Regions from separate parts of the Homo sapiens genome. Here region 1 is linked to region 2. Evidence: read pairs that join two places in POLR2A ChIA-PET (ENCODE). Cell type or tissue: A673. All regions are shown on one strand. Links, peaks and the distances in the headings refer to the core of each region. The heading gives the core; the rest is flanking DNA. Region 1 has its middle 64 kb from the start of VASH1. Region 2 has its middle 22 kb from the start of LINC01629.

What was found. ChIA-PET counts read pairs that join two places held together with the same protein. Peaks named below come from ENCODE experiments on the same cell type or tissue, not always from the same donor. Only the 100,000 strongest peaks of a DNase experiment are listed, where the experiment ranks them.
Region 1: POLR2A ChIA-PET joins it to region 2 with 5 read pairs; 2 of 35 experiments call an interaction of 5 or more read pairs at or near these places.

What each region holds. Positions count from the first base shown.
Region 1 is chr14:76,694,779-76,700,149 of GRCh38, forward strand. No RefSeq gene overlaps it. Among named protein-coding and RNA genes, the nearest start is that of VASH1, 64 kb to the right of the region's middle. In A673, for the core only: no CTCF peak of the experiment used is centred there; no DNase peak of the experiment used is centred there.
Region 2 is chr14:76,934,797-76,940,167 of GRCh38, forward strand. No RefSeq gene overlaps it. Among named protein-coding and RNA genes, the nearest start is that of LINC01629, 22 kb to the right of the region's middle. RefSeq lists enhancers at 34-632, 633-1,230, 5,143-5,371. In A673, for the core only: no CTCF peak of the experiment used is centred there; a DNase peak (open chromatin) is centred at 2,615.

The sequences.
Region 1 (5,371 bases), core at 108-5,107, 240 kb before region 2:
AATTCCCAGAAACACACACACATTTCCCCTTCCCTTTAAATTGAAGCATTTCTGGAAAAGGCATCCCACGTGGGAAGGAAGACCCTGCATGTCGGCATGCGGAACCCCACCAGCAGCACACACAGATGTACCACAGTCGGGCCTACTCCGCAGCCCTGCCCTGGGGGCAGAGCCTGTGGGGTTTGCTGTCACTATCGTTGTTCATTTGCTTTTTGGTACTTTGGTAAATTGTGTCCTATATATGTGTCTGAGTATACAAAGATAGTCCCTAACCTGCATTCTAAAGTGATGGGGCCGACGAACAATTGGGCTTTTGATCTAACAAGTTCGGTCCCCAAGCTGAGAGCCAGAGTTTAATCGCTCAGGGCATGAAGAAAGATTTTAAAAGCCATAAAGGCAGAAAGAGGGAAATAGAGGAAACGGGTGCCTGGCACCTGAAGAGAAACTGAGGAAAGAATGATGAGGTTTGAAGGAGATTCTAAGGAATTTTACCGTGAGGTGTGCAACGCAGACCTTCTCCCTCATCTGGATGAAAACCAGGGAAGTCCCCATTCCCCACAGGTGCGCTTGGAGCTGGGCCATCAGATCAGATGAAGAGGTAAGAAGAGCCTTGCAGTGGACGCAGGGTGATCACCAAGGGAGGGGGGGGAAGGCTAGCCAAGTCCAGGCTGCAGAGCCATGGGGCACTGGCAGCAGTGAGACAGCCGCTCTGTGTGACCAGGCTGGGGAGGCAGTGCTCTGGGTCACCTGCCTGCGCTGGGCTGGACGGCGAGATGACACCTTCATCCCTCTTTCAGCCACACTGTCCAGAGTGAGTTCACACCCTCATTATATCTCACCTGGAACATTCCAGCAGCCCTTCACTTGTCCTCCCCCACACACCAACATGATCTGTCTGAATCACAAATCTGATCCCACTTCTCCTTGATGATAACATTCGATGTCTCCCCATGTGCCAGCCTTTCCTGTGTATTCAAGGCCCAGAGACAAGGCCCCGTCCCAGTTCCCCTCCTCAGGGTTTCTTCCCTGTTCACCTCTGCTCAGCCACACAGGGTCAGCCCTTGACAACCTTCATATCCTTATACATACATGCCCTTCCCCTTTTGCTGCCTCAGGAACTCTTATTCATGTCCCATCTTAAATGCCTAATGCTTGGATCTCCCTGGGAAGTTTATACTCCCTTCTCTGGGCTCCCAAAGCACATCAAACCTACATGGATTCTTGTAAAGGGAACAGGTAAAGCCTCTGAGTACTTCCCACACACCAGGAACTCAGCTAAGCCCTTTCATATATTAGCTCATTGAATCCACAGCCCTAAGAGATCAGTCCCACTGTTAATCCATTTATGAATGAGGAGATTGAAGCCAAGAGAAGTTATACGCCTGGCCCAAGGGCACACAGCTACAGCAGCCGACCTGGGATTTAAGGTGTCTCACATTGTAACTGGGCAGTTTCACTTCAAAATGCATTTTAAAACCTTTCTCCCCATTTGTCTTTCTTCCCTAGTCTCGAGACGTAACCTTGAAGCAAATGGTAGAAGCCTTTTCCCTTAACCTTAAATTAGACTCCACACCCCTCCCTTTCCCACCATATACTCTCTTCACATTTATCTAACTGTATGCTAGTATCTAATTACGTGCTTACTTAGAAGGTTCCAGGGGTTAATCTTGAGACAGACAGACCAATCTTGAGACAGACAGACCAAGCCTGGAGACCCAGCTGCAAAATTCCAGCAATTACCTCCAGGCAGCTACTCAACAACCCAGCTATTGTTGAGATGATGTCAGCCCACGTTCCAGGTGGACCAAGACCCAAGACAGCCACCGAAACAAGACACACAGACCTTGTACTCAACATACATCCTGCCTGCCTCCCAGATCAAGTTTCCCTTTTTAAGCTCTTGCCTTCTCCCCAGAAACTCAAAATGGTTACTTTGGATATGACTCTGGTCATTTCCCCATTGCTAGTTTTGATAAATAAAGTCACTTTCTTTCCTCGCCCTTGTTACTGGGCTTTGCAAGCAGACCTGTATTCCACTACAAAACCATCCCATTATGTCTCTCGAAGTACTTCCCATGTGTGTCTTAAATGTGACCACATCAGTAGCTCCCAAACCCGTTTAGCCTCAGGGTGACCTGTGGGCCCTGCTCAGATGTAGGCAAACAGAAGCTCTTGTGGTAAGGCCCAGAGTCTGTCACTTTTAAAAGCTGTTCAGGTGAGACAGAGGCTCAGCTAGGCTTAGGGTGACTAACTATCCTGGTTTGTTTGGGACTGTGGGGTTTCTTGGGAGGTAGCAAAGCCCTGGGCAAACTGGAATGAGCTGGTCTCCCAGGTAGGAGGTTCAGACGTGACTCGAGCATCAGGCTCTTCTCAGGACGTTCAGCTCTCTGTGCCTGGGAACCTTTCAGTACCCAACAGTGTCTGACACACGAGGTGCTCAGTAAGTAGAGAGAAATGTGCCTTGCACCTGGAGCTCAACAAACGAACAATTTTCTTCAGCTTTAGGCTCAACTGGAAAATAGTCTTCAGGGGCCTTGAACATGGGGTGCAGGTGAGTGTCAGTGGGCACAGCCCTGATCTTGCTCTGCCCTACCCCACACCGCTCATCCTCAGAAACCAGTCTGGATTAGGGACAACCCGGTGGCTGGGGTCAGCTGGCAGGCAGCCAGGCAGGGTTCTGCTCCCCAGAGACCGGTAAGTGATCCCTGCTCTTCCCAGCCATGCCTAAGCCATATGCACCCCCAAGAAGCCTCAAAGAGTGGGCAATGTCCATGAAGTCTGGGCTCTTGGTGAACACTGGTCACCAAGCATTCACCAAGATGTTCATACAGATAGGGAAATGAGTCCCATCGAAGACAATTTGCATATGTTGTTTGTAAAAGAAGGAAATGACATCTTTGCCCAATGAATATGCTGCAGATATATTTTCCCAGGCAGTCCTTGGTCTTTGGACTATGTATGGTATTTTTTTCCCACAGTGATGTTTAAAATTTTTTTATGAGTCATGTACTATATCAATCTCCTTTCTTTGGGGTTTTATGCCCTGCTGAGAAAGCTTCCCCCACTTCTTGATTTCTTCTAGAACTTTCACAAATTTTGGGGAGTACAAAAGGTAGGTTAGGGATCTAGTATTTCTTTCCCCCCAGTTAGGCCCAGATAGGAGAGATGACTTCTCCAAAGTCAGAGTGGGTCTGGTGTCTGCTAGGATGAGGGTGCCCCATCCAGACCTCATCTCCCTGTCACTACCCCAAGTCTGCATAAAGATCTCTTCTTTAACCAGTCTCTTCAGAAGGCCTTAAAAGAGTAACTGTTTTCACAACTTGCCTTCATGTATCCTTTCTTGAGTTACAGTCACTCATGCGTGAGGCTTTCCTCGTCCTTACTCTGAGACTGTGTTCATCTTTGAGGCTCCCACCTACCCACAATACCCTGCGCAGTGCTCTGTATATCATTCATATTTGGGAATTAGACTGAGATATATGCCCCCAGCTGGCAGTGTGAAGGCCCTTGGATTTCCAAAATGCAGAGGCAAGGGATTTGGTGGGCTAAGTGAGTGTAGGCCCCTCTGTTCCTTAAGATCCCATGTCATGGCAGGGACTGGGGTACCCACTCAAGTGTGCCCTCGGTGTTCCCTTCCCTTCTCGCACTGGGTGGTATGAAGCAGCTGCTGGGTTCACAGGATATGGGGCGTGATCTGTGGAGGAACACAGAGGAGGGAGTAGATAGGAAGGGAAATTCAGCTCCTGTGCCTGATCTTGGGCCTTCTCCCATCAGCCCACCTCTTGGGTGTATTTCTTGGACCACAGGACCAGAATGGCCGAAACTGAAGAAAAGCAATTGATATGGTTTGGCTCTATATCCCCATCCAAATCTCATGACAAACTGTAATCCCCAAAGTTGGGGGAGGGACATGGTGGGAGGTGATTGGATCATTGGGGTGAATTTCTCCCTTGCTGTTCTCATGATAGTGAGTTCTCACAAGGTCTGGTTGTATAAAAGTGTGTAGCACTTCCCCCTTCGCTCTCTCTCTCCTGCCAGCCATGTGAAGACCATGCCTGCTTCCCCTTTGCCTTCTACCATGATTGTGAGTTTCCTAAGGCCTCCCCAGCCACGCTTCCTGTACAGCCTGTGGAACTGTGAGTCAATTAAACCTCTTCTCTTTATACATTACCCACTCACAGGTAGTTCTTGATAGCAATGTGAGAACGGACTAACACAGCAGTAGAAGAGCTGAATAAGGAAGGGCTCTTTCCATTTTGTGAGCCTTAAGAAACTAGAATCTGCCTTGTTCTTTGGGGTATAAACTTGAAATCCTAAGCCCCCCCATTGACTGAATGGATCCCCTTGTGGCCAAGGGGACCCCATTAAAACCTTAAAACTGACTTCCTGGCCATGACGGGACAGAAGATCAGACACCTCGTTACACCCCCTCCCTCTTCTGGTTTAGACACAACAACTGACAAGCCTTAATGTTAAAACAGAGATTCTAAAACTGACAGAACAGATTCTTTGTGGCAATAAGGTATCAAATTATAAACAGAACCTAAGGCCATGCCAGGCAAAGGTTAAGTCACCCACTCCTACACTTATAGAATAAACTATGTCCCAACTGCCACAAGGTTTTTCTTTTTCTCTAGCAGCTAAACTAGAGCGCTGGCCTTGAGATAAGCAATATTAAAACAATTACAGTTCATCCAGCTCACAGAGGCTAACTACCTGACCCTTGTTCCACAAGCCGTAACTACAGCTTTGACTGGACAAGAGACTGATTTCAGTAACTTTCTCCAGATAAGACCACCAACCATGGACTGGTTCTGGCCAGTTTACAGAGACTGCACACTTGCATGTTTCTGGATCCTGAAAAGACCTTCTGATGTATAGGGCCTAATCATAATACGTTTAAAAGTTATGTCCCCACCCCAAAGTGGGTCATATGTTACATGCATGTTCGTTCAATGCACATGCATCAGGATTGCCTCATGAATATTCACAGCTCCTCCTGTAACCTGTTGAATATGTATGTTTAGCCAACCTGTTCAGCATAAAGCTCCTACCCCAAGCCTTCCTCCTTCGAAATGCCTGTCTCTGGTCTTGTCCAGAGGCACCCTTTCCAGCCTGCTGTACCCCCGTTATAAGAAATAAACTCTTCTCTCCTTTCTGCATTTATAAATCTTGTGTGTGGTTTTCTTCTTAAAGTTAACAGGGATAATTATATCCCAGCCCTCAAGGCCAACACAAGCAGCTGCCAACATTTCAGAATGCTTGGGGAATGCAATGTCCTGGCAAATTGAAGATCTGTATGAATGGAGTGGCCCAGCTTACTCAGAGTGACTTGCTCACTTATCCACTCAACAAAGCATTGGAGAATGCC
Region 2 (5,371 bases), core at 134-5,133:
GCTGGAGTGCAGTGGCATGGTCTCGGCTCACTGCAACCTAAGCCTCCCAGGTTCAAGCAATTCTCCTGCCTCAGCCTCCTGAGTAGCTGGGACTACAGGCATGTGCCACCACGCCCAACTAATTTCTTTGTAATTTTTAGTAGAGATGGGTTTTCTCCATGTTGGCCAGGCTGGTCTCAAACTCCTGACCTCAGGTGATCCGCCTGCCTCAGCCTCCCAAAGTGTACCTTCTTTTGACTCTTAAATGATACTCCTTGACCCCTAAGTTTTCCCCAATTCTCAAACTTCCAAGCAGCTGGAAGTGCCCCACCCATCCTGATAAGACATCTCTGGAAGCTCCCTCAGTTTCCCGCCAAACCTCCCTTCTACTTTGCTTGCCAGTGCCAGCAACTCTGTGAAGATATGATGGGTGGCCATTGCCTCCAGTCGCCCTAACAGAAGGCCAGGCCTGGGGCAGGGCCCAACCCTTCTGCCCAGTCTGCAAGCCCTGGGCTGCTACTGATGCCACAGAGAGGCCAGAGCCAGGAGCTGGGCTCAGCACAAGAATGGCGAGTCCCTCAGCCCAGTGGCCCAAGGGCAGCACCAAGCCCTCGCCTCCACTCCAGCCCCTGTCTCCCCTCTGTTTTGCATTCCAGGCCCATTCCCCACTTTGACGAAACAGTAACCATTTTCTAGCTGCCCCATGCTCTTCTTTGCATTATTCATGGGCTCCGGTCTCTTTGCTACCAGCAGGCACAGGCTGCTCTCCTGCTGCATTAAGGGAGTAAAAAGGTACAGGCCCTGGTGAAACAGCACCCCCTCCCTTCCCTTCCCACTTGCCCTTTTCTTCGCTGCCCTTTTCCTAAGTCAGGAGGGTGAAGAAGAGGGTCTGTGATGGCCCTGCACACCCCTCGGGGCCACTGAGAGCCCATGGTTATTTGCTGCTTCTCATCTGGACCCAGTGCCTGCTCCATGGGCCTGGCTCTGGAGAGGTTTCGGGAGAGCCAGCAGATGAGCTTGGGAACAGCCCTTCCTGCAGAGGAGATTCAGGTTTCTCCCGCCCAGCTCTGCCAGCCCCCAGCCCACAGCCCTGAGCTTGCCTCACTCATCTCTTAAGTGAAAAAAGGTCACATGGGGACCACTAGATCTGAGCAGACCAGAAGGACATGTCCTCTTGGTCCTGTTCCTGCTCCCTTGGCCTTGCAGTCTTTTTTTTTTTTTTTTGAGATGGAGTTTCGCTCTTGTTGCCCAGGCTGGAGAGCAGTGGTGTGATCTCGGCTCACCGCAACCTCCGCCTCCCAGGTTCAAGTGATTCTCCTGCCTCAGCCTCCCGAGTAGCTGGGATTACAAGCACCTGCCACCATGCCTGGCTAATTTTGTATTTTTAGTAGAGACAGGGTTTCTCCGTGTTGGCCAGGCTGGTCTCAAACTCCCGACCTCAGGTGATCTGCCCACCTCAGCCTCCCAAAGTGTTGGGATTACAGGTGTGAGCCACTGCGCCCAGCCCAGTCTTGCTGTCTTCTTTACTCAACCAGGGCAGGTGACAGGGACCTTAGACAGCTCACGATGCTGGGCTTTCTTGCCTCCTTCCCTAGTCTTCCACCTGCAATCCGGCAACTTCTCCCTTTGCCAGGAAAGGATGCTGAACGGGAACATTCACCATTGGTTGGACACAAAGCTGGCTTTCCTTTCATCACCTAAGATGCCATCAGCGGCCTGCTGTCTGGCCTAGTCTTCCCCAACCCATCCCCAGGCTGGCCCTTCAACCCCAGCTAAGTTCTGAGGGCCCCAGGTTGGGTCATAGCCTCCATCCCTAGAGGATGGAAGCAGGCTCGAGGCCACCTCCTCTGAGGCTCCCCAGCTGCCTGCTTCAGTGACCCCGCATGGCTTCCCTGTGGGATGCAGACCAAAGGTTCTGGATGGGGCCCAACGGTGCTGGGTAGGCTGTCAGGATTACTGAGCTGTAGTGCTCTGTTGTGCAGTCACTTACTCATCATATTTATTCTTTTTTTTTTTTCTTCTGAGGCAGAGTCTGGCTCTTTCGCCCAGACTGTAGTGCAACAGCACAATCTCGGCTCACTGCAACCTCCCTCCCGGGTTCCAGTGATTCTTGTACCTCAGCCTCCTGAATAGCAGGGATTACAGGTATGTGCCACCACGCCCAGCTAATTTTTGTATTTTTAGTAGAGATGGGGTTTTGCCATGTTGGCCAGGATGGTCCCAAACTCCTGACTTCAAGTGATCCACCAGCCTTGTCCTCTTAAAGTGCTGGGATTACAGGCGTGAGCCACCGTGCCCAGCCCACATCTATTCTTTCAACAGCTCTTCGAGGCAGGGGATATTTATCCCCTCTTCACAGATAAAGAAACAAAAGCTCAGAGAGGTTAGCACGAGCAAGGTCACACAGCCAGCAAACGGCAGGGCTCAGATTCTCTAACAACTCCGGCACAAGGGGTCTCTTCCATCAGCGCTCCCCACCTGACCCCCAGTCCTCCCTGCCACCTTTCCCAGGGCCGGTGCAGGGGGCTGAGGGTGCCACGCCCAGCTGGCTGGAGATGCAGCAGCTCTGCCTGCCCCTGAAGGACCCAACTGCGAATCAGCAGCCTGGTATCCAGGCAACCAGTCTCCCTGGCTTCAGATAAGCAGAAACAGCTGGGAGCTGCTGAGGCTGGAACACCATCAGGGAAGGGAGGAGGAGCCCACCAGCCAGTCAGCGTGTTATTTTAACACGTTGTTATTCTTACCCTCTCAGACCTTGGCTTGACTGGGCCCTTTCCCCCAAGCTTATCCTTGCCACTGCCACAGGGGAGGGGTCTCCAGGGGTTCCACCTAGCCCTGAGCCTGGCACAATTGAGGTGACGTAAGGGGAGAAATGTTGGCAGTCCCTCTTTCCGTGAGCAAGGGAGAAAAGGAAAGTTGGCCAAAGGCTGCCAAGATTAAGAGGCTCTGGGGTGACTTCATAAGCAGAAGTAGTTGAGTTTCACCTTTTGGAGCCTCCAGGCCTCAATGAGAGGTTTTCCACCCCCCTATACCAGGCTAGCTGAGTACAGGTTCAGCTGGATAACCCCATCCAACACCCATGATGGCAGCAGCAACTGGGCTGGGGGTGAAGGAAGCCATGGGGACACGTGGACTGTCAGACAAGCGAGGTCTGGCTCAGCCCCAACTCTGCTGACGACAAGTTTGGCCACGCCTCTCTGAGCCTCAGTTTCCTCATCCATAAAATGGAGACAATCATGCATACCCTGCTGGCTGGAGGTGGAAAGTAAGTGAGGAAGGCCTGTGAAATGCCGGGCATCATGTCTGACACAGTGGGTACTAACATGGTTCTCCTCCCCTCCTCATGTTGGGGCCTGCCCTGCCTGGCCTGGCCACCTCTCTCACACAGGATTCTGAACTCTCCAGGGCTATTTCTGTCTCCTGTTCTAAAGGTCAGTGACTTTCCTGGGATATGGCAGCTGCTGCCTCTTTTCCACCTCTAAGTGGCATTAATCCCATGCCAGGGGGACAGTGGTTGCCCCAGATGGCTTTCCCCATCCCCTGCCTTTATCCAGAACTGGCCCAGGCATGTCCACCCTCTCTTCTACACATAGACCCCCAAGGCTACCGCCAGGCCTGGAGCTTGGCCATTTTTGACTGACTCATGACCAGAATATTCCACCGTTCCTTCAGCACTGGGCCCACCAAGGCTCTTCATTGACTGCCTTGGCCTCTCTCCCTAGCGCCAGCTCCAGGTGATGCCCGGCCCTCCCTAAGGGCTGATGGACTTTTCCCACAAGGAGGCTTGGAGAACAGGACAGGAAGAGAAAGCGTGCCCACCCTGCTGGGGAGCCTCAGAGGCACACTCCCCTCCTCTCCTCCAGGGACTGGCAGGAGGGGATTACCTTGCCTCAAAGTGTCCCTTATCCCAGAATTACTGCCCACTTTCACCCCTGTGCTGGGGGGAGCAGGGAGAGCTGCCAGTGAGTGACATTCACCTGTAACAAGAGCCCAGAGCAGGCTGGGTGCGGTGGCTCACGCCTGTAATCCCAACACTTTGGGAGGCCGAGGCGGGCAGATCACCTGAGGTCGGGAGTTTGAGACCAACCTGACCAACATGGAGAAACCCCGTCTCTACTATAAATACAAAAAATTAGCAGGGCGTGGTGGCACATGCCTGTAATCCCAGCACTCGGGAGGCTGAGGTAGGAGAATCGCTTGAACCCAGGAGGCGGAGGTTTCAGCGAGCTGAGATCACACCATTGCACTCCAGCCTGGGCAACAAGAGGAAAAACTGTCTCAAAAAATAAAAATAAAAAAATTTAAAAAAAGAAAAAAAAAAAAGAAAAACACCAAGAGCCCAGAGCAGAGCACTCTGCAGCCTGACAGCAACTAAAGTAGGCTGGGGAGGGGTGTGGCCTTCAGGAGGCTCAGGCCCCATCAGTACCCAAAAGCACACCCGCCTTGGGATTGGCCCATCCTGCCAGCACTGGCGACATTGATGGAGTGGTTTCCACGTGTAAATGGTGCCATCTATTCACCAGCTCATGCCCCAGCAGATCCCTCATAGAGAGGGAACTGTTGTCATTCCCATTTTACAGAGGATGCAACTGAAGCTCAGGGAGTGCTGAGAAAACCTCCAGCATTCATACCAATTCTTTTCTAACTGCCCCTGTTCATTCTGTTCATTTTCTCTTTTTTTCTTTCTTTTCTTTTCTTCTTTTTTTTTTTTTTTTTGAGACAGGGTCTCACTGTGTTGCCCAGGCTGGAGTGCAGTGGCACAGTCACAGCTCACTGCAGCCTCGACCTCCCGGGTTTAAGCAATCCTCCCACCTCAGCCTCCCAGGGCACGTGCTAACATGCCCAACTAATTTTTTTAATTTTTGGTAGAGATGAGGTGTCACTATGTTGCCCAGGCTGATCTCGAACTCCTGGGATCAAGTGATCCACCCGCCTCGGCCTTCCAAAGTGCTGGGATTATAGACGTGAGCCACCACACCTGGCCCTTCTTTTATTTTCACACAGGAACTCCTTCCAGGGACCCCCAGTGTGTCCTGATGCACAGCTACGGGTTCCAAGGCAAACCCTTCCTGACCACCCCAACCGTCCCCTGAGCTCCCTGAAGGAAAAGTGAGAGGATGGGCAGCCAAGGCCTGGGCTGGGGACAATGGAGGTCTCATCTGGGTGGTTGAGAAGAAGGAAGGATAACTTGGTGACAGCTGAGTGTTCTCTGAGCCAGGTTTTTTCCATTTTCCAGCCAAAATGGAGAAAGGAGGAAAAGGCAGCCTCTGGGCTGGGGTGGGGAGAAGGAGAGCAGCTTCCTCCTCTTCCTCAGCCCAGCCCCAGCCAGTGTGTCCCATTCTTCCTGGCACCCTCAATCCCCTCTGCCTCCCCTCATGTGGAATTTCTGGGA